2 separate regions of the Homo sapiens genome follow, and region 1 is linked to region 2. Evidence: read pairs that join two places in POLR2A ChIA-PET (ENCODE). Cell type or tissue: GM12878. All regions are shown on one strand. Links, peaks and the distances in the headings refer to the core of each region. The heading gives the core; the rest is flanking DNA.

The links. ChIA-PET counts read pairs that join two places held together with the same protein. Peaks named below come from ENCODE experiments on the same cell type or tissue, not always from the same donor. Only the 100,000 strongest peaks of a DNase experiment are listed, where the experiment ranks them.
Region 1: POLR2A ChIA-PET joins it to region 2 with 5 read pairs; 3 of 35 experiments call an interaction of 5 or more read pairs at or near these places.

The regions. Positions count from the first base shown.
Region 1 is chr3:150,592,552-150,603,571 of GRCh38, reverse strand. It overlaps LOC124900547 (a long non-coding RNA gene), which reads left to right and starts at 389. Exons shown (of 2, transcript XR_007096128.1): 1 at 389-628. It overlaps SELENOT (selenoprotein T), which reads right to left and starts at 251. Exons shown (of 6, transcript NM_016275.5): 1 at 73-251. The coding sequence starts at 209. RefSeq lists enhancers at 1-92, 1-140, 3,471-3,680, 3,841-4,040, 4,231-4,320 and 2 more. In GM12878, for the core only: no CTCF peak of the experiment used is centred there; DNase peaks (open chromatin) are centred at 3,782 and 4,851; H3K4me3 peaks cover 2,574 bases; H3K27ac peaks cover 3,130 bases.
Region 2 is chr3:150,424,900-150,435,919 of GRCh38, reverse strand. All of the region lies in intron 1 of TSC22D2 (TSC22 domain family member 2), which reads right to left. Among named protein-coding and RNA genes, the nearest start is that of TSC22D2, 22 kb to the right of the region's middle. In GM12878, for the core only: no CTCF peak of the experiment used is centred there; no DNase peak of the experiment used is centred there.

The DNA.
Region 1 (11,020 bases), core at 2,686-7,685, 170 kb before region 2:
CGGGGCCTCGCGTAGCCAATGGCGCCGAGCAGAGGCGCGGCGGGGTGGCCGGGGCCCAGTGCACATACTCACCAAATCTGGAACTTGAGCAGCGGCCCCGTGGCGTACTGCATCTTTAATCTCTTGCTGGGCACGCCGCCCAGATTGGCCGAGGCCTCGCTCCGGACCATCGCAGACGCCGCCACTAGGAGAAGCAGCAGAAGCCTCATCTTAAATGAGCCAGCCACTTCGGCCGCCCTCAGACAGACTGCAGCCAGCCCAAAGCCCAGGAGCGAGCTGCTCCCCACTGCGCAGGCGCGATCAGCCAAGGTCGGGGGAGGGGAGCAGTAATGCGCCTGCGCGGCCCGGCGCCCGCGCACACTCCTGGAGTGAAGAGCCGACCTGTTTCACTGTCCTGACTCACCACCATCTTGGTAGTGTGCAAGACTCTGGGACGGCATGAGAAAGGCAGAAAGGGAGCAAAGGAGCTGGTGGGGTGTCACAGGGCCTATGTATGAGGCAGATGTGAGTTCTGCATCCAGTTTTGCAATTTATCCATTTACCTGCCTGAGACTTGGAAACACCTACTTTATAGTCCTGATTCAAGTGTTGGCGGATGGAAGGGAGGAGACTCCTGACCCTCAGAATGGTAATGCTGAAATTTTTTGGGTGCGCTGTTATGGCCTTTTCTTTGATCTTACAATATTGCTTTCTCCTGAAAGAATATTAAACATAAGTTTTAGGAAACCTTTGGACAATTCCAAACATATCCAAAAATAGAATAACTACCTTAGCAAGCTTTAACAGTTACTATACATTTTGACAATCTTGATTTGTCTATATCTCTAAACACTTCTTCCCTTCCTAGGCATATTTGGAAGCAAATCTCAGACATCATATCATTTCATCTGTATATATATATTTTTAAACACGGTCTCACTGTCACCCAGGCTGGAGTTCAGTGGCGTGATCATAGCTTACTGCAGCCTCACACCCCTGGGCTCAAGCAGTCCTGCCTCAGCTTCCCAAGTGGTTAGGAATACAGGCACAGGCAACTATGCCTGGCTTACAATTATTTAAGCACATATTTCTAAAAAAGAATTATTATTAAAAAGAAAAAAAATTGACCACAGTGTTTCACATGTCCGTGTGAAGAGACTACCAAACAGGCTTTGTGTGAGCAACACAGCTGTTTATTTCACCTGGGTGCAAGCGGGCCGAGTCCGAAAAGGGAGTCAGCAAAGGGTGGTGGGATTATCATTGGTTCTTATAGGTTTTGGGATAGGCGGTGGAGTTAAGAGCAATATTTTGGGGGCAGGGGTTGGATCTCACAAAGTACATTCTCAAGGGTGGGGAGAATTACAAAGAACCTTCTTAAGGGTGGGGGAGATTACTGATCAACAAAGTACATTGATCAGTTAGGGTGGGGCAGAAACAAATCACAATGGTGGAATGTTATCAGTTAAGGCTATTTTCACTTCTGTGGATCTTCAGTTGCTTCAGGCCATCTGGATGTATATGTGCAGGTCACTGGGGATATGATGGCTTAGCTTAGGCTCAGAGGCCTGACATTCCTGTCTTCTTATATTAATAAGAAAAATAAAACAAAATAGTGGTAAAGTGTTGGGGCAGCGAAAATTTTTGGGGGTGGTATGGAGAGATAATAGGCGATGTTTCTCAGGGCTGCTTCGAGCGAGATTAGGGGCGGCGTGGGAACCCACAGTGGGAGAGATTCAACTGAAGAAAGATTTGGGGGTAAGGGGTGATATTGTGGGGTTGTTAGAAGGAGCATTTGTCGTATAGAATTATTGGAGATGGCCTGGATGCAGTTTTGTATGAATTGAGAAACTAAATGAAAGACACAAGGTCCGAATAAAAGAAGGAGAAAAATAGGTATTAAAGGACTAAGAATTGGGAGTACCCAGGACATCCAATTAGAGAGTGTCCAAGGGGGTTCAACGTTGTTGTCTGCTTGGTTGGAGAGTTTTTGGGCTCTATCTCTATCCTTAAGTTTTTTTATGTTGTCATATACCAGGCCAGATTGATTTAGGTAAAAACAACACTCTTCATTTAAAAATATACAAAGTCCTCCTTTTTCAGCAGTGAGTAAGTCGAGGCTTCAGTGATTTTCAAGGAAAGAGAGGAGGTGGGAAGGCCAAACTGAGGAATTATGTCTGACAGAAGGGAAGAAATGACCGCGGTGGCCTTCTTAGACCCTGTGGGAAAGGCCTCTACCCACCCAGTGAAATGTCTACCCAAACCAAGAGGTATTTTAGTTTCCTGACTTGAAGCATGTGAGTAAAGTCAATTTGCCAGTCCTCGGCGGGGCAAATCCCCGAGCTTGATGTGTAGGGAAGGGAGGGGGCCTGAACAATCCCTGCAGGGTAGTAGAATAGCAGATGGAACATTGAGAAGTGATTTCCTTGAGGATAGATTTCCACGATGGAAAGGAAATGAGAGGTTCTAAGAGACGGGTTAGCAGCTTGTAACCTACATGGAAGTGGTTATGAAATGACGACAGAATAGAATGGGCCTGTGAGGCTGGAAGGAGATATTTTCCTTGGTCCAAGAACCATTTGCCTTGTGTGGGAAGAGATTGATAGGCGGAAGTTTCAGTGGGGGAGTAGGTGGGAGTGACCAGATGAGAAGGAGAAAAACTGCCATGAAGGATAGAAGTTAGAATGCTAGCTGCTTTTTAGCTACCTTATCAGCATAAGCGTTGCCTTGAGCAGTGAGATCTGATGCCTTGTGATGGCTGTTGCAGTGAGACTCCACTTCCTTTGGAAGTACGGCCTTGCTCAGAGGCCTGACACACAGTATCATTGTCTCACCTTTAAAAAATAGTAATTGCGTAATATTAGTCAGTGTTCAAATATCCTGTGGTCTCAATAACTACTTATTTTCCTACTGTTCATTTGTTAAAATCAGAATCAAAATGAAATTTATACATTGTCATTGGTTGATGTGTCTTTTAGGACAAGTCAAAGACTTTTAAGACCAGGAACACACCAGTAATTGAAAAATTTTGTTTATCATTAATTGCAGCAAGAGGGATGCTATGGTTTGAATATGTCCCCCAAAAAGCATATGTTGGAAACTTAATGCCCAATGTAACAGTGTTGGGAGATGGGGCCTAATGGGAGGGCTCCACCCTCATGAATGGATTAATGCCAATTATGAAAGGGCTTAAGGCTTCGATTTCTATCTGTTGCTCTTTCACTCTTGCACTCTCCTGCACATTTACCTTCCTCCATTGGATAACAACACAAAGCCCCCATAAGATGTGGAGCCCTTGATCTTGGAATTTTCAGCTTCCAGAACTATAAGAAATAAATCTCTGTCTTTATTAATTACCCAATCTCAGTTATTCTGTTATAGCAGCCCAAGATGGACTAAGACGGGGGAACGCACACCATGGGAAACCATGAGAAGACTCAATTAGGAGGTGTTAGGATCTGGGGCTTGATTGGATGATTTGGAAAATGGAGCTGGGGTGCTGAGCGGTTCTATTATCAGAGATGTTCAAACCAGAGTGACTTCATCTTGAGTAGGGACTGAGTAAAATGAGTTGGAGACCTGCTGGGCTGCATTCCCAGGAGGTTAGGCATTCTTAGTCACAGGATGAGATAGGAGGTCAGCACAAGATTCAAGTCACAAAGACCCAGCTGATAAAACAGGATACGGTAAAGAAGCCAAAACCAAGATAGAGACAAAAGTGACTTCTTGCTAATTATAATATATTCACATGCTATCTCCTTTACTGCTTATTGTATGCTAATTTAACACACTAGCATGCTAAAGGACACCCCCACCAGTGCAGTGAAAGTTTACAAATGCCATGGCAACACCTGGAAACTACCCTATATGGTTGAAAAGAAAGAGGAACTCTTTATTCTGGGGAATTCTTGCCCTTTTCCCCAGAAAACTCATGAATAATTCACCCCTTGTTTGGCATATAATCAAGAAATAACCATAAAAATAGCCAACCAGCAGCCCTCAGGGCTGCTCTGTATATGCAGTAGCCATTCTTTTATTCCTTTACTTTCTTAATAAACTTGCTTTCACTTTACTCCATGGACTTGCCCCCAGTCCTTTCTTGAGTGAGATCCAAAAATTGACTCTTGGGGTCTGGATCAGAACCCCTTTCCAGTAAAATTAGATTTTTTTTTTTGAGACATAGTCTCACTCTGCCTAGGAGACCAGCCTGGGCAACATGATGAAACCCTGCCTCTACAAAAAATTTTAAAATTAGCTAGGCATGGTGGCACACACCTATCGCCCCAGTTACTCAGGAGACTGCGGTGGGAGGATCACCTGAGCCAGGAAGGTCGAGTCTGCAGTGAGCCCTGATGGTGCCACTGCACTCCAGCCTGAGTGACAGAGTGAGACCTCGTCTCAAAAAAAATAAGATAATGGGTGATACAGCTAGCCATAAAATGTCTTTAAACAATGGGGTTGGTGCGACTGAAGTTCCATACTCCTGTTTCCCTGGACCTGATAAATTTTACATACATTGCCAGGCACAGTGGCTCAGGCCTGTAATCCCAGTACTTGGGAGGCCGAGGCGCACGCATCACAAGGTCAGGAAATCGAGACCATCCAGGCTAACATGCTGAAACCCCATCTCTACTAAAAATACAAAAAATTAGCTGGGTGTGGTGGCGGGCGCCTATAGTCCCAGGAGGCTGAGGCAGGAGAATGGTGTGAACCCGGGAGGCGGAGCTTGCAGTGAGCCGAGATTGTGCCACTGCACTCCAGCCTGGGTGACAGAGTGAGACTCTGTCTCTAAAAAAAAAAGAAAAAAAAAAAATTTGCATACCTGATATAGCTCAGGCTACTCAGCTATTTTCCTTTCCTCAGGTCTAATTGTTAAAGCAGCAGCAGTCCCTCTTCGTGGCCAAGGAAAGGAATGTTTGGTGTTTTGTGGGTAGCTCAGTGACCTTTTTTTGGTCTGTGCTTAAACAAAATTAAATATCTTTTTTTCTTTTGCAATTTATTTTATTTATGTATCTCCCAACCTGCCCTGCCTCTTTGTCTCTTTTTCCCTTGTGACTTACTTGCCGAAGAAACCATGTGTTTATGGGTTTTGCTGCTGATTACAAACCCATACACTGCCCTTTTTTTTTTTTTTTTTTTTTTTGAGACAGGGTCTTGCCCTGTTGCCCAGGCTAGAGTGCAGTGGCACCATCTTGGCTCACTGCAACCTCTACCACCTGGGCTCAAGCGATTCTCCCACCTTAGCCACCCAAGTAGCTGGGACCACCATGGCCTGCCTTTTTTTTTTTAAATAGAGATGGAGTCTCACTATGTTGCTCAGGCTGTTCTCAAATTTTTGGTCTCAAGTGATCCTCCCACCTTGGCCTCCCAAAGTTCTAGGAATACAGGCATGAGCCACTGTGCCCTGCCAGGGTGTACTTTAATATATATCTGTGTCCTGTGTGTTCTCTGTAAATTAGTAGTTACAGCTAGAGGACTGGACACTTTTAAGTTTAAATTCTTCCAGCAAGACTATAAAAAAGGTGTTTTATCTTCATAATTTATTTTAAAAATTAGATATGGGTAAAAGAACAGACATAGAAAGATTATTGCCATTTAACATAACCCTTGCAAATAACAGATGGTAAATTGGTACCAACATAATTATAAACAAAAAGCAAAACTCTGGCACTAAGATGGCATGGTAGTATTGATACTGGTGAGCTAGGGAAGATCTCCAAACGCTGGTGGGACCCTGACCCTGGCTGGTGTCCAGGCCCTTGATACCATCTCGGGAAGGAATTCAACAAGTCAGAAAATAGTGAAAGTGGCTGGGAGCGGTGGCTCAGGCCTGTAAACCCAGCACTTTGGGAGGCCGAGTGTATCCATTTCAATATCAAAAGTAAGAAATAAAATACCCCATACAAAAATTGATTAGCAAGCTCAATTATCTTGTGGTGGCTTCCTTATAATAAAAATAAAATAATAATAATAATAAAAAAGTGGATACATGTTTTTCTCAGCATCTATTCCTTCTTCTGGTAATGGTACCTCAGTTTCTCTTCAGGGGACCAGAAAGACCCCATTGCACACAGTCTTGGGACTACTACTTGAGGTACTCAAAACATTCCCACCAGAGGTGTGCCTGTGTCCAAAGCCAAAGGTATTCAAAACATTCCCACCAGAGGTGTGCCTGTGTCCAAAGCCAAAAGGTATTGAAGCTGATTAATTCTAATAGAAGAACCCTAAGGAAAGTTCTAGACCCCAAACTACTCTGGGTATTGTCTTCTCCAGGGCCTCATTCTTCATCTTTTCCTTTGACTCTATGAGTTACCACACATTTTGTTTGCAAACCAAGAACCCTAACTTAGAGCCCTGTATTATCTTTATCTTTCCTTCTTTGAGTCTTGCTTAGTTTTTTTTTTTTGTTTTGTTTTTTTGTTTTTTTGTTTTTTTTGGAGACAGAGTATCACTCTGTTGCCCAGGCTGGAGTACAGTGGCATGATCTCAGCTCACTGCAACTTCTGCCTCCTGGGATCAAGCAATTCTCCTGCCTCAGCCTCCCGAGTACCTGGGACCACAGGCATGTGCCACCATGACCAGCTAATTTTTGTATTTTTAGTAGAGACTGGGTTTCACCATGTTGCCCAGGGTGGTCTTGAACTCCTGATCTCAAGTGATCCACCCACCTCAGCCTCCCAAAGTGCTGAAATTATAGGCATGAGCCACTGTGCCCAGCCTTGCTTAGGTTTTCTAACTGTTGCCATTCCCACCTCCAACTCCTAAAGAGAATTATAGACAAGGCAATACTTGCAAGTTCAGATAGTAGACTGTCCATGTCTGGGAGGCCATTACACAGAGGCAAGAACCATAGCCAGCAAGTTGTTTAGGCCAGCAAGCTTAAAAAGCAAGGGCCAGACCTCTGTATGAGGAAAGGGCTAGAGTAAGAGGCCTATGATAAAATTCTGAAACAAGGACTTTTGAAGTCTAGTTATCTAAAAAACACAGGGCTCAAATGTAAGAACAAACAGAATCATAACTATCATCAGGTTGCTTTGCACAAGCATAAAAACTAATGATGTATGATATTATTTTCGACTTACTAAAAATCAAAATAAAAAAGACTAATGATGTATATACCTGGTTTTATTTTTGGAGTTTTAAGTTTTGGTTACTGTGCTGGAGGGATAGTAGGATATGCTTAAGTCACCAGCCCCTCCATAAAAGTCTCAGATCCTAAAACTCAAAGGGGCTTCCCTGGGCAGAGACATATCCCAAATTCACTGCCAGAGAGAGAAAGTGAGAGCGAGGGAACTCCTATGTAGTACCCAATGGGAAATGCTTAGGAAGCCTGTGCCTGGCCTCTCTGAACTCCCTTGATGCATATCTTTTTCCCACTGCTTTTGCTCTGTAACCTTTGCTGTAATAAGCCTTACCACGAATATTACTTGCTATTCCATCTTGTGAGTCTTTCTACCTAATCACTGAACTTGGGTCATGGGACCGCCGAAACAGAAGGCATGGGAGGAGTTCAGGGAGTACAGGATAGAGGAGGACCTGGTGAGCCTAGGGCCTTGGAAGAAGCTGATCAGGAAAACAAAATATATTGATTACAACAAAATCAAGTTGTAATAATTGTGGGACAGGAAAAAAAAACTATACTCAGTTTTTGTGATTTTGTAGGAAAATGGGCACTCCATTATACTAACTTGGGAAAATAAGTAAGTCCAGTTTTTTGGAACTACAATCTGTCAACATAAACCCAAAGCCTTAAAATGTACATGAACCTTGACCCAGCAATTCCACTTCTAAATCTAACCTAGAGAAATAATAATGTATAGCTCAAGATTTTAATTACAAAAATATTCATCACAATGTTATTTTATAAATTTATAAATCAGAAACAATTTCAGTGTCCAACACTGCATTAAATAAATCATGGTATATTAATTTAGTGGCATTTTAACAACCATTAAAAATGACTTATAAATTTTTATATGTGTATAAGTTACATGCAGAATACCAGCCTGGCCAATATGGTGAAACCCTGTCTCTACTGAAAATACAAAAAATTAGCTGGGCGTGGTGGCAGGCACCTGTAGTCCCAGCTACTCGGGAGGCTGAGGCAGGAGAATCCCTTGAACCTGGGAGGCAGAGGTTGCAGTGAGCTGAGATTGCACCACTGCACTCCAGCCTGGATGATAGAGTGAGACTCTGTTTCAGAAAAAAAGAATAATATACAAGGAACCAAAAAGTGGTTGATTCCTGAGAGGAGAACAGGGAACAGAGTGACTAGGGAACAAAGATGGGAGAGAAGTTATTCTTATTGCATAAGTAACTTTTGTATTTTAAAGTTGTGTGCTGTTGTCTTGTAATACTTATTCAAAAAGTAAATATATGTTTTAGAATTCAATGAAAAATAAAGTGCTCAACATAGAATGTTAAAATTGGATTACGAAACAGTAAAGTGTTATCACATTATTATTTATGTATTTTTTAAAGTACATAAATAGGAAGATATGGATCAAAATGTTTTGCTTGGCTATATTTCCTGTTAAACATATGTTATTTTGGTAATAAGAAAAAAAGATAGCTGAGCATGGCGGCACGCACCTGTGGTCCCAGCTACTCGGGAGGCTGAGGTGGGAGGATTGCTTGAGCCCAGGTGGTTGAGGCCACAGTGAGCCATGACTGTACCACTGCACTCAAGCCTGGGTGACAGAGCAAGACCCCATCTTTAAAAAAAGTACCAAATAGGCCAGGAGCGGTAGCTCATGCCTGTAATCCCAGCGCTTTGGGATACCGAGGAGGGGAGGATCACTTGAGTCTAGGAGTTCAAGACCAGCTTGGGCAACATGATGAAACCCTGTCTCTACAAAAAATACAAAAAGTATTCAGTCATGGTGGTGCACACCTGTAATCCTAGCTACTGAGGAGGTTGAGGCAGGAGGATCATTTGAGTCAGGGAGTTCGAAGCTGCAGTGAGCCATGATCACACCACTGCACTCCAGCCTGGGTGACAGCGCAAGACCCTGTCTCAAAAACAACAACAACAACAACAACAAAACCCACGAATTTTAAAAAATAATAAATAAAAATTTACAAAGAAAAAATAGAGAAGTAGAAAACGAAAATCTCCTCAGTTCTTAGCAGCTACCAATCCAGAGCCAGCAGTCTTGGTGTGATTGGCCACTACCTCTTCCTCTTCTAGGGAACAGGGGGATGTCCAGAAACAAACTAAAGAACTTCTTATAGGTCAGAGGGAGGTGGAGTTTCAGTAGCTTCTATGCAGGGTTGGCTTTATGGGTATGTGACCTATGCAGTCACACAGGACCCTGTAGTTGGTTTAATGCTCTGTTGTCACAGCTTTGAAATTCTTAATAATTTTGAATAAAGAACTTCACATTTTCATTTTGCATTGGGCGCTGCAAATTATGAAGCCGGTCCTACTTCTATGTCCAAGGCTGATCGCTTCTCTACCACTGTTAGTATTACCAAACTGTCCATTTGAAATTCCATGAAAAAGTTTTTCACTGCCAGTGTTTAAAATCCAAATGTCTGCTTGAACTTTGTGATCTAAATGTATTATTTCAATCAATAAACTATAAGCTAGGCATGGTGGCTCACACCTGTAATCCCAGCACTTTGGGAGCCAGAGAAGGGAGGATCACTTGAGCCAAGGAGTTTAAGAGCAGCCTGGGCAACATGATGAGACCCTGTGTCTACAGACAACAACAACAACAACACAAAGTTATTTTTTGAGACAGTCTTGCCCGTTGCCCAGGGCGGAGTGCAGTGGCACGATCTCAGCTCACTGCAACCTCTGCTTCCTAGGTTGAAGTGATTTTCCTGCCTCAGCCTCCCAAATAGCTGGGATTACAGATCCGCACCACCATGCCTAGCTATTTTTTTTGTGTTTTGTAGGAGAGAGAGAGTTTCGTCATGTTGGCCAAGCTGGTCTCCAACTGCTGGCCTCAAGTGATCCACCTCCCCTGGCCTCACAAAATGCTGGGATTACAGGCATGAACCACCACACCTGGTGTACAATTTTTTTTTTTTGTTAATTTAGCCAGGCATGGTGGCATGTACTTGTAGTCCAGCTACTCAGGACGCTGAGGTGGGAGAATCGCTTGAACTCAGGAGGTTGAGGCTGTAGTGAGCCATGATCATGTCACTGTACTCTAGCCTAGATGACAAACTAAGACCCTGTTTCAAAAAAAAAAGTATGAGTGTATTGTCTCAGATATGACTAGGGGAGTGAGAGAAGCGCCACAAGCTAGGGACTTCAGTTTCCCTAAATGGGGACTAGATGTCCCTGCTGGGAAGAGGGAAGAAGATGCAAAAACAAAACAGAGTAGGCACAAAGATTCTCTCCAGTGAAATCACAATTCTAGGATTTGCTCTTTAGCTTCAATGAACATAGTCAAACAAAACTGTGCCTGGAAGTAATTTTGCCCAATAGTGTAAAGGCAAAAACCTCTGCTTTGCCAGGCCTGAGACTCTAAAAAAATACAGCTGACTTTACTTTAAAAAGGAATTTAAGTCCTAGAAGGTTTGTGGATGTATTCCCAATCGTATAGTGCCTGATTTGCAACTACTTCTGGGGTAAATCCCTGGGTTATCCATTCCTGGTTACCAGTTCCTCTCAGTTCCAAGAGTACTCATTCCCAGCTCTCCCATTAAATCCTCAGACAAGAAACTGAGGTGGTGTCCTGGGTGATGGCTCCCACTTAATTGCAGTATCTCTCCCTCACTGCCCCCTTTCCTTCTCTCTTTCTTTGTCCCTCTTATGTATATCTCTTTCTCCATAATGCCTTTCTCTCTTTCTCTCCTCATTTCCAATTTTTGCTTAATGATCTTAGAAAAATATGTTTTCTTTCCCTTCCGTCATTTTGTTTGTAAATGCTGGATTACCTCAATGATGGTTAAGCTCGAGAATGGTGAAATTTATACCAGGGAAAAGAGAAGATAAGCTTATATGTTTGTCCTAAAGAATCAGTATCTAAAGCACAAAAAGCATCCTTGGGAATCTCCTACAAATTATTTTCCCATACTTTTTCCTTCA
Region 2 (11,020 bases), core at 2,279-7,278:
GTACTAATATTATCAATCATAATCTTGAATCTCTGGCAAGACTGCTACCAAAACCAAATCCCAAATATTCCCTACAGTTATTTATCATTTCCTTTTGTGAGAAGGTGAAACTATATTAAAATAAAAAAACAGTGAAAGGGGAAGAAGGTAGATGATTTATAATTTCCAAGTAATTACTTGAAAATGGATATGCTAAATCAAACAGGTCTAAAAGAGTTCCTAAAGGAACTTGGTTTTTTAATGAATGTGCTTATCTTAGTTTGATAGAAAATTTTGTTTTCAGGTTTAAACCACATTTCCTTAAAAGATTCTGAAAATTCTATAAGACTACCCACTAATATAGCCAGATTTTCAACCTGCTGTTCAAAAAAGTTCACTACATTGTTTGGAGAAATCCTAGCCATGATAAACCAATGCTTGGTCAGAAATACTTAGTTTTAAATGGAGAAAGGGGGGAAACAGGGCAACCCTTTATGTCCTCCAATAAATTACACAGAGTCATTCCATAGGTTATATATATTGAAAAAATAAGCTTTAAAATATCAAAGATAAATTTACTTTAAAAATTAGTACAAATGTACCTAAATAAAATAAAACTGCTAGGAAGACAGTATGTTCCAAAAAATTAACATATAAAAAGGCCGGATGCAGTGGCTCACGCCTGTAATCACAGCACTTTGGGATCCCACAGAGGTGGTGGATCACCTGAGGTCAGGAGTTCAAGAACAGCCTGACCAACATGGAGAAACCCCATCTCTACTAAAAAATACAAAAATTAGGCAGGCATGGTGGTGGGCGCCCGTAATCCCAGCTACTCGGGAGGCTGAGGTAGGAGAATTGCTTGAACCCGGGAGGCAGAGGTTGCAGTGAGCCGAGATCGTGCTATTGCACTCCAGCTTGGGTGACAGAGCAAGACTCCATCTCAAAATAAATAAATAAATAAAAAGACACATATAAAAAGACACATAACACACAATGACAAGAAACTTCATATATCTGTGGTTGAGCCAAGATATAATTTAAGACACAATTAGCTATGCCAGAAACTAAATATATATATGTATACATATATAAGCATATGTACATATATACACATACATATATAAGCATAAGTACATGTATATACACATATATAAAGTGTTTGGTATGTTATGCATTATAGCAAATGCACCTATTGGTAGAAGAAACACCAAATACACAGCTTAAAGAATTTCATTAATACACCTTTGAAAAACAGCTCTAAGAAGACAGGCTATTGGTATTTTTAACATGTTTACTCTCAAATGATTTATACACTTGATCCTTTCAAAGGAGTAGAAACAGCTTAGAAAGAAGGCAAAGGAAAAAGATATTGAAATTAAAGGTAGAGCTCCCTCTAAAAACGGAAAATCAAAGGAAGTGGAAGCCAGTTACATAATACTCAAATATATGTATAATAAGGAACTGCATGCTTTGTTAACAGAAAGCTGAATATTTGGGTTGGACACAGTGGCTCACATGTGTAATCCCAGAACTTTGAGAGGTCAGGGCAGGGTGGATCACTTGAAGCCAGGAGTTTGAGACCAGCCTGGCCAGCGTGCTGAAACCCTGTCTTTATGAAAAATACAAAAATTAGCAGGGCGTGGTGGTGGTGCCTGTAATCCCAGCTACTCGGGAGGCAAGAGAATCACTTAAACCTAGAAGGCAGAGGTTGCAGTGAGCCAACATTGTGCCACTGCATTCCAGCCTGGGTGACAGAGCAAGACTCTGTCCCAAAAAAAAAAAAAACAAAAAACCCTCCTATTTTTTGACTCTGAGCTTAATAATAGCTAACATAAAAGAAATGGAACATTTATTTATACATTTATTTGAGACAGAGTCTCGCTCTGTGGCCCTGGAGCGCAGTGGTGCAATCTCGGCTCCCTGCAACCTCTACCTCGTGGGTTCAAGCAATTCTTGTGCCTCAGCCTCCCAAGTAGCTGGGATTACAGGCATGCACCATCACACCCGGCTAATTTTTGTGTTTTTTGTAGAGATGAGGTTTTGCCATGTTGCCCAGGCTGGACTCAAACTCCTGAGCTCAAGCAATCTGTCCACCTTGGCCTTCCAAAGTGCTGGGATTACAGGCATGAGCCACTGTGCTCAGGAGAAACAGAACTTGTAAAGAAACCATAATATATTATGCTTTTTGAAGAGTTGATACCTCTTATTTCTTGAAACAAAAGTAGTTATGACTACTCTAGAAAAATACATTTAGCAACATTTTCTGGACTAAGTACTATCCAAAATAAAAACAGCTACTGCAAATAAACGCAGAAATTTTCTGAAGACCAACGGTTAGCATCACTGTAAACAGGAGTGTTATCAGCCAGACACTGCAACTCTTTTCCCTCCTTGTTCCCCTTCCGATACTGTGTAGGACTAGGGAAAATATACCTTCTTTATCACCAGGCAGATATGCAGAAAGATGTTTCTGTCTTCTACGACAAAGGTTACATATATTCTGAACATCTTGCTATTGGTAGAAAATACGTAGCTACTATGGATACCACCATTAGCATTGATACTGAAATTACAAATAAAATTCTCAATATGTGGCCACATAAACAGCTGGGGACACTGACAGCCATGCTGTCTGCATACATACTTTAACTTAGTGAAGACACCACTATTTTTGGGCCAAATATCACACAATTAAAAAGTGAAAAATACAATAGCACCTTCCAAATCTTTTAGTATTTATAACCAACAATCTTCAAACTTTGAAACAACTGGGAGATAAACTGGCATAAAAATGTTATTTCTTGAGGATATTTACTAATGGATAAACATTCTAAATTATTATCACTTATTTAAATTTATTTCTGTCAAATATGAAAAATACTTTAGAAGTAGCCAACTAAAGTTTAAACACAGGAGCTAATTTTTGGTAAGCTAAGGCATTTAAAAGCTCTGTATCAATCACAAAAATTTAATATATTCCCTGATTTGAGTAACTTGGAATATTACTATCAGCATGTTTATGCACACAAACAAAAAGAATGTCAGGCTAGAATAGAGTCAGTCATCTCTTTCTTCTACCTCTACCTACCACCCCAAATCTTAATAAAAATAAAAAACTAAAATAATTCCATTAATATTTCTTTCTTCCCAAAAGGTTGCCCAACTGCGGATTTAAATACAACTGAAGAGGTGTGAATTTAAAATTTTAAATTGCTGAGGACTAGAATGGAAAACCAACAACAATGACGAAACCCTAAAAGATGTTCTATGTTTATCCTGGTTCAACAATTCCAGGTTCCTTAAATTTCTTTCTTGTCTGAACAAGTTCAGTTATTTATTATTTTTTTTTTTTAAAAAAAGCTCTTCAATAGAATTTTAGATTCGGTAGAAAAAAATACATCGAATTTGGCGAATTAGTTCACATGTACAAACATACATACACTTTTCTGTTCTATTCAAAGCCTTGGTTTACCTAAAATCTATTTGGTGAAAAGAAAAAAAAAGAATTGAATAAATGAATAAATAAATAAATAATAAAGAGACCTTACCAGCTATTCCCACCTTTTTCAAAACTGTTTCTAAAATTTCACCTGAAAATAATTATCAAAACATCTCAAAATAGGCTGGGGTGACTTAGGTTTAGAAATTTATTAAATAACATATTAAATTTACTAAAGAGGAAGGTGGTAAACATATGGGTGGAAAGCATATATAATGGTGGGTGAGCAGTTAAGAAATAATTTCTCTTTGCCAATTCTGAAACCTGGTAATGTGTCGAAAACAGATGTCAGAATGTTTAGTGTCCCACTTCAGCTAGCCATAGAAAAGCTAAGAGAAGAGATGTTTAGGGTCCAGTGAAACACCACTTCGAATAATGAGATTTAGATTTGTGGTTAAAAATCTCGCAGCAGACAAGCCACCTAACACAACTACCAGAATAAAACTAAGAGGATACAACAGTATATACAGGATAGCAATACATAATTTGCAAACCCAAGTGGTGATGTAAAATGTCTTCAAATTACACTATTTTTTCCAACTCAAAATAATTAAAAGCCCAATTTAATACATACATATAAAAATCACAGTACAGAAAGGGAAGTACATGAATATACTTCAATTTCTAAGGGACACATTAATATCCAAATGTTCTCCTACTCTTGCCACCCACCACCCAACTCTGAGCAATAAAAGACCTCCCCTTATAAAACTTCACCAACTCTAGTAGTCGTTTCAGCTGGATTTTAGGCAGTACTCCCTTGCCTTTCGAATACTCCCAATAGTACAAACTAGCTAAGCAAGTACATTTTTTTCCTAGTATTTTATCCAAAAACATTAATACTGCATTTTTTATTAAATATTTAAATTTTAAATAATCCTTTAGGTGACTAACACAAGTACTTACATATTCAAACAAGACAGGAAGGGAAAAAGACAACTGTTTAATTAAGTATAATTGGTGAACCTATACTGGCTCTTCGAACAGGTTAAAAAATGGTTATGAAGGACATTATTGTAATAACTGACAAAATCTGAATATGCACTGTATATTCATATTTGATAATAGCACATTAATATAAGATACCCTGAATTTGGTAATTATATTGTTGGTAAGAGAATAATCTTCTTAGGAAACATAAGCTGAAGTATCTGAAGTTAAATGGATATGGTATTTCCTATCTACTCTTTTTTTTTTTTTTTTTTTTTTTTTTTGAGACAGAGCCTCACTCTGTCACCCAGGCTGGAGTGCAGTGGCGCGATCTCGGCTCACTGCAAGCTCTGCCTCCTGAGTTCACGCTATTCTCTTGCCTCAGCCTCCCGAGTAGCTGGGACTATAGGTGCCTGCCACCACGCCTGGCTAATTTTTGTATTTTTAGTAGAGATGGGGTTTCACCTTGTTAGTGGTTCCTAAAATAATATGTTAGGATGATAAAGCAAATATGACAAAATGTTAACAAACACTGAATCTTGGTAAGAAGATTGAGTTCTTTGTACTATTCTTGTAATTTTTCTGTAAATTTGAAATTATTTCAAATTAAAGATTCAGACCTTTCTCTTCTTTTTGATTAGAAAATAATATCCTCAGAATGGTCTAATCTCTAAAACCAATCATCCTCTTCAGACTTCCTTCTGTTATCTAAATGCAGGTGGTATTGCCTAAGGTCCTGGCTTGACCCTTTACCCTACTCTAATCCTTGGCAATCTTGGCCTTTCCTAAAGCTTGAACTCTAATAAAACATTCTTAAATCTCAACTAGCTTTAATTTCTATACCAACCTGCAAGTCTGCAGCCTCAGCTGCACCCCAAATATTTTCACCTTGACTTTGTACCAGCTTATCAACTCATCCAAAAAACAGCTAAAAACAAAAACCTCATCACTACTTTCTCCTTCCCAAACTAATTCTTTCACTAATACTTTCTAACAGTACCAGCATTCCCTCAGTCAATTAGGTTTGGCACTTTGGAGTCAAGTTTGACTGCTCCCCTATCATGACCAATCAGTTGTAAAATCCTGTAATTCCTATCTCATCCCCATTGCCTAATTCAGGCTTCAGTACCTTTCTAGAATCTCTGTCTCTAATCTAACTGCTCTCCTCTCCTGTCTTCAAATGTTATACACCTACCAAATTTAACTTTATCCTTATCATATAAGGCCAGTACTTCCATAGTGGTGCACAATATTTCCTCTAACTGGAATGTTCCCTTCCCCTCAGTTCTTTAATTCTGCTTGACCAAATTCTACCCACCTTTCAGTTTCCAACTCAAAAGCCACCTCCTGAAGAAGCTTTGACCAATCCCTCCAGCTGTACTTGAGAGATATGAAGTGCTTACATTTTATATGAGTTATTACTTTCAATCATGTGATAATGTATTTACCATTTTCCATATTAAGACCAAGCTCACTGAAAGCAGTTACTAAATCTTATTGTTTCTTCTAGTATTTAATTATAGGAGAACAAACTTTTGCTGAGTCAGGTAATTGCAAACGTTCCTGGTATTTTCCCTCAGCTTCATTCTGAGTTACTCTAAAAAAGTGAGATTTTTAAGGCTTTAGAATCTTTTGGTTGGAAAAGGTGATCTAAGACCACTGAAGATGGTAACAGGAAAATGCCTTAAATAGCAAGTAACTATAATTGGGGACAAACACGTATTGTTAAAGAGACTACTTTATAATATGACCAGGCATCTAATACTTTACTGAACTTCCCAAGTAGCTTTACAGAACACCATAGGCATGAGTTTCAAACAGTTTTAAGTGGCTTCTTTCATCTTCCATTAAAATCCCAATGACCTACCTTCACTACACTCTACATACAATTTCTTTCTTTCCCACACACTATTCTTATTTCCAGATCAACAAGAATTTGAATTATATTTTGAGAGCATCAATTTCATAACCAAGCATGTGGCTTTTAAAAACTTGGAGACCTGGTTTTCCCTACAGTCCTATGACTATGACCTAGACTGATGCCCATTTATATATATAGTCCATGATTTCTAAATGAAGTTAACCTTAAATTCTGCCAGTCAGTCTGTAATGTGTAGTTATTTTTCTCCATGAGTTACTCTACCTCCCCTTGGCACCTGGGTAGGAAGAATTCACTAGTTTTTAAGATGCTGCTGAAATCATCAGCATGGTGATAACTGGTGCCTAGTTATTTGTGGGGCTTCATTTACCACCACTCCTATGGCAATTCTCATTTCCAAATAAGCTTACTGTCACTCATTTTCTTCTGAGGGAAGCTCCATTGGTTTCTCTATTCAGATCAACATTTACTGCCTCTGACATGGAATTCTTCCCTAAAAAAGCAGAATAGTTTACTACCCTTCCATTCCTTAAGCAAATACACAGCTCTTTAAGGTTTACTGATAATCACAGCCAATAATGACGAAACAGAAGTAAAGGAGTTCAATTCCAATGCTTGTACTTCCATTTAGAAAAGTTGGGGAAATAAAACTCCAGAGTAGGCATTTTAAATGTAACTAAAATTAAATTTCACTTAAAATCAGCATCCCTGGTTAACAGACAGGAAGATAGTTGTATTATTTCTAGTGATGGCAAGACCATTTCCCAAGGGATCTGTTTACTTTTCAGTAAGCTCGCTCAGGCCTGCCTGTTGAAATACCCCTGGATATGCAAATAGAGTATAAAGAAATTTGGTTTTCTAGTTAGTTTTGTATTTAGAACAACTGTTCTGTAGAAATGGAGTACAACAGATTAGTCACCATCATTTCAACATCACCTAAAATCACATTAGTTTTTGTGGCAGCACTGTCACTTGCTAACCAATACTACAAAATGCCATTAACACACATATCTAAGTATGTTTTTTTTTTTTTTTACTATACCCAGTCAACCTAGGTTTCAACCTCCCTGAATTTACATATAAATTCTTCCAATTTCTTGATTTCTGTATTTGTTTCAGTTAAATTTATAAATGCTGTCATTCACAATGGCTATCACTTCCTTGATTTAATGTCATCTGAACATAACCACGCCCTGAGGTTTCCATCTAAATCAGGGATCCAAAAATGAGTTTTAGAGGGAATATATAAAGCTTTCATCCTCTAAGTACCAGTGATTACCTGCCCCTCCTACCCTGGGCCTGCCCCATCCCCCACTTAAGAACTACAAACTAAACTACTGATGAAAACATTTATATATGTGATACGAAAGAGTCCTGTGAGAATAGCAACTGTAGTAAGCACTGCAGAAAAGGTGGAAATTTGTAGGCAATCTTAGTTAACTGACTCTCCACACCAATAAGACCAGACTTGCTACTCCCTATGTTCAATAAAGGAACAGTGCTATGTTACAAATTAAAATGGAAGACACAATGACTAAACACAATGTGGAATCCTGAATTGGATCCTGGAACAGAAAAAGGACACTTACAAAAGTGGAAAACTTGGTAAAATTAAAATAAGATCTGTAGTTTAGTTAATAGTATTCTATCAATGTTAACTTCCTAACTTTGATAATTGTACTAAGGTTGTACAACATGTTAACATTAAGGGAGGCTAGGTAAAGGACATACAAGAAGCCTCAGCACTATTTTTGCAACTTTAAATCTAAAATATTTCAGATTAAAAAGTAAAATAAAAGGAAGGAAGGAGAGGAAGAGAAGAAGAAAGGAAGGAGGAAATGAAGTAAGGAAAGAGGGAGGGAGGGAGGAAGAATAAAAGGTGACAATCATTAAAAAGCTATGCTATAATTTTTAGCTTCTTGTACTATCCTCTACTAGATGTCTTTTAGTGGAACAGGTTGAAATATAATCAGATAATAAATTATGTAAGTACTAGGTACAAATTAGTAAGGAATATATTGGGGTTGGTCACAAAATGGTTCAGGTACATATCCTCAAGATACTTATGCATAATCACTAGGAGAGAACATTTAACCAATACCAATCTCCAACAAATAAGCTACTTGAGTGATTCTTTAAAATTATATAGTCCACATCTACAACTATGCAGAACCATACAGATGAATCTCAAATACAATACTGGATGAAAGAGGTCAGACACAAAACACATAGTGTATGGTCCTACATATATAACACATTAGAAATTAGGATTGGGAGGGGAAGTGACTGATGGGGGGCATGAAGAGGACATGAAAGGGGCTTATAATATTCTATGTATTGATCTGGGTGCTGCCCACACAGGTGTGTTCAATTTGAGCTATACATTTATGAATGGTGCACTTTTCCGATACAAATTATACTTCAATAAAAAAATTTTACAAGTCCTATCACCAAGCATTCAAAAACTAGATCAGCTAAGTTGCATAACTTGAGTTTTACCATTTGGGATAACAAGTACTGGTGGATGTTAATGATGGACCCAAGATTCTTAGAGATGAGCAAAACAAAATAAATTGTCTCATATGGTACCAATGGTATTTATGACATAAACAGCTTAGTTCTAATTTATTCCTAGCTTCAAAAAAAAATCTCATAGGAAACAATGATAGGAAATACTGGAAGGCGTTCCCTACACAAAATACTTGAGGCTATTTAAATAAGAAGACTTTTTTTATCCAATAATTTTAAAATTAGAGGTAATAAGTGAATAATCACTGTAGAAAACAATTTGAGAGATCATCAATTATCTAGTAAAAAAATTTAGGATAAACTTACTAGACTTTCATTTTAAGTTAATAACCCATGTCTACTACTTTCCTTATTAACTTCTCTCTAAATACTGGTGCTATCATAAGGACAGACAAGCAGACTCAAGGGGATGTACACCTAGCAACTGTTCTCTCACTTGTTTTAAGTACATTTATGCATTTCTTAATGAAGACAAAAGCCCTGCAAGTGCTTATCGATGAGGTTAAAGCCTTACAAGCTACCTGATTTCTTCCTTTAGTCTAGCTGAAGTTTCTTCCCCTTAGTACTCCTTTACTTTAGTGACCTGGTATTTAGAAGAGGGTAAAATTGTTTGCTATAAACCCTTACGCTGAGCTTTTGTAAACAAAGGACTCCCAATGAGAACCTGCTTGCCGCTCCCCAGTGATCATCAGGATAGGTTTCTAAACTAATTCTGCCAATTTAACAAAGCAATGCCAAGTATTAACTTTGGAAAACTGTTCTTTAGAAAATAGGAAGTCAAATTTTAAAGTTACTATTCTCAAATGCCAGTAGGCTTAGGATCTCAGGAAAAATTAACTCCTCCATAGTAAGATAATCTCCCAGAAAGCTAACTATGTAAGTTATAGTATTTATTTTAATAAAGAGTCAACTCAAAACAGTTTGGGCTACTGCAGAAAGGGTTGGATTATTTTTGCGTTATCAGTATCTACTGTCCCTACATTTGAAGATGGTTCAGCTGATTGATTCCCTGAGGGCTCTGCAAATGGCAAACAGAGAAGACAGAAACCATGATGGCACCTACAGAAAAAGGGAAAGGAAGACTTGAGGGTAGCTTCAATTTTAGTACAATAACTGAGTAAAGCACTGGATATAAATGGAAGGAGAAATATCTAAATATAGGCAGAGGCAGGCTGCTTGGTGAAAAGTCTATTAATTTGCCAATTCTAATTTAAATATGGAAGGAAACAAAGGGGCCATTAGAGAACTTTAAGTCAATATGAGAAAGGTATATTAGTTACTTACATTTTGATTAAAAGATATTCTGCTAAACTGAAAGATTCCTGAGGAAAAAAGGAGATTCTTGTCTTTCTAGTTAGACAAAATCAAACTAGGGATATTCAGCTATTTAGGGTAGGTCTACTGAAAATGGGCACTTAAAAGCTGCCCCTACTGAAAATGATTTCCAACATTTCATAAATAGGAGCCTAAAATCTGTTATCTAGTAATAGCGAGACAAATTTATGCCTCAAAATAAATAGATAATGTAGAAGATAACGTTAGGGACTTGCAGTCCCTTAAACTTCCAAATATCTTTTTCTTTTTGAGATGGAGTTTCGCTCTTGTCACCCAGGTTGGAGTGCAATAGCGCAATCTCAGCTCACTGCAACCTCCGCTTCCCAGGTTTAAGCAATTCTCCTGCCTTGGCCTCCCGAGTAGCTGGCATGTGCCACCATACCCAGCTAATTTTTGTATTTTTAGTAGAGATGGGGTTTCACCATGTTGACCAGGCTGGTCTCGAACTTCTGACCTCAGGTGATCCACTTGCCTCAGCCTCCCAAAGTGCTGGGATTACAGGCGGGAGCCACTGCGCCCAGTCTATGTCTCTCTTTAATAGGAGAATCACCCCTGCCAAATACCTATTTGCCAAATTAGTAGTAAAATAAAAAAAAAATCCTAAATTTATAATAGTAAAAATGAACAATGTGATTTGGTGATTTCCAGAACAATCAAGGTCAGAAGTTATATTTAATATTTTTTAAAGCTTAACACACACAAATCTTCAACCCATTTGGAATAAACGGTCTCATGATACTTTATTAGCTGATATACCTATCAGTAATTCTGTAGATAGTTGCCAACTGAAAGTGTAGACTATTAAAACTAATAAAGTTAGCCATGATTGCTCCTCTCAATGGAAAATTTAATAAGCTAGTTGAAAA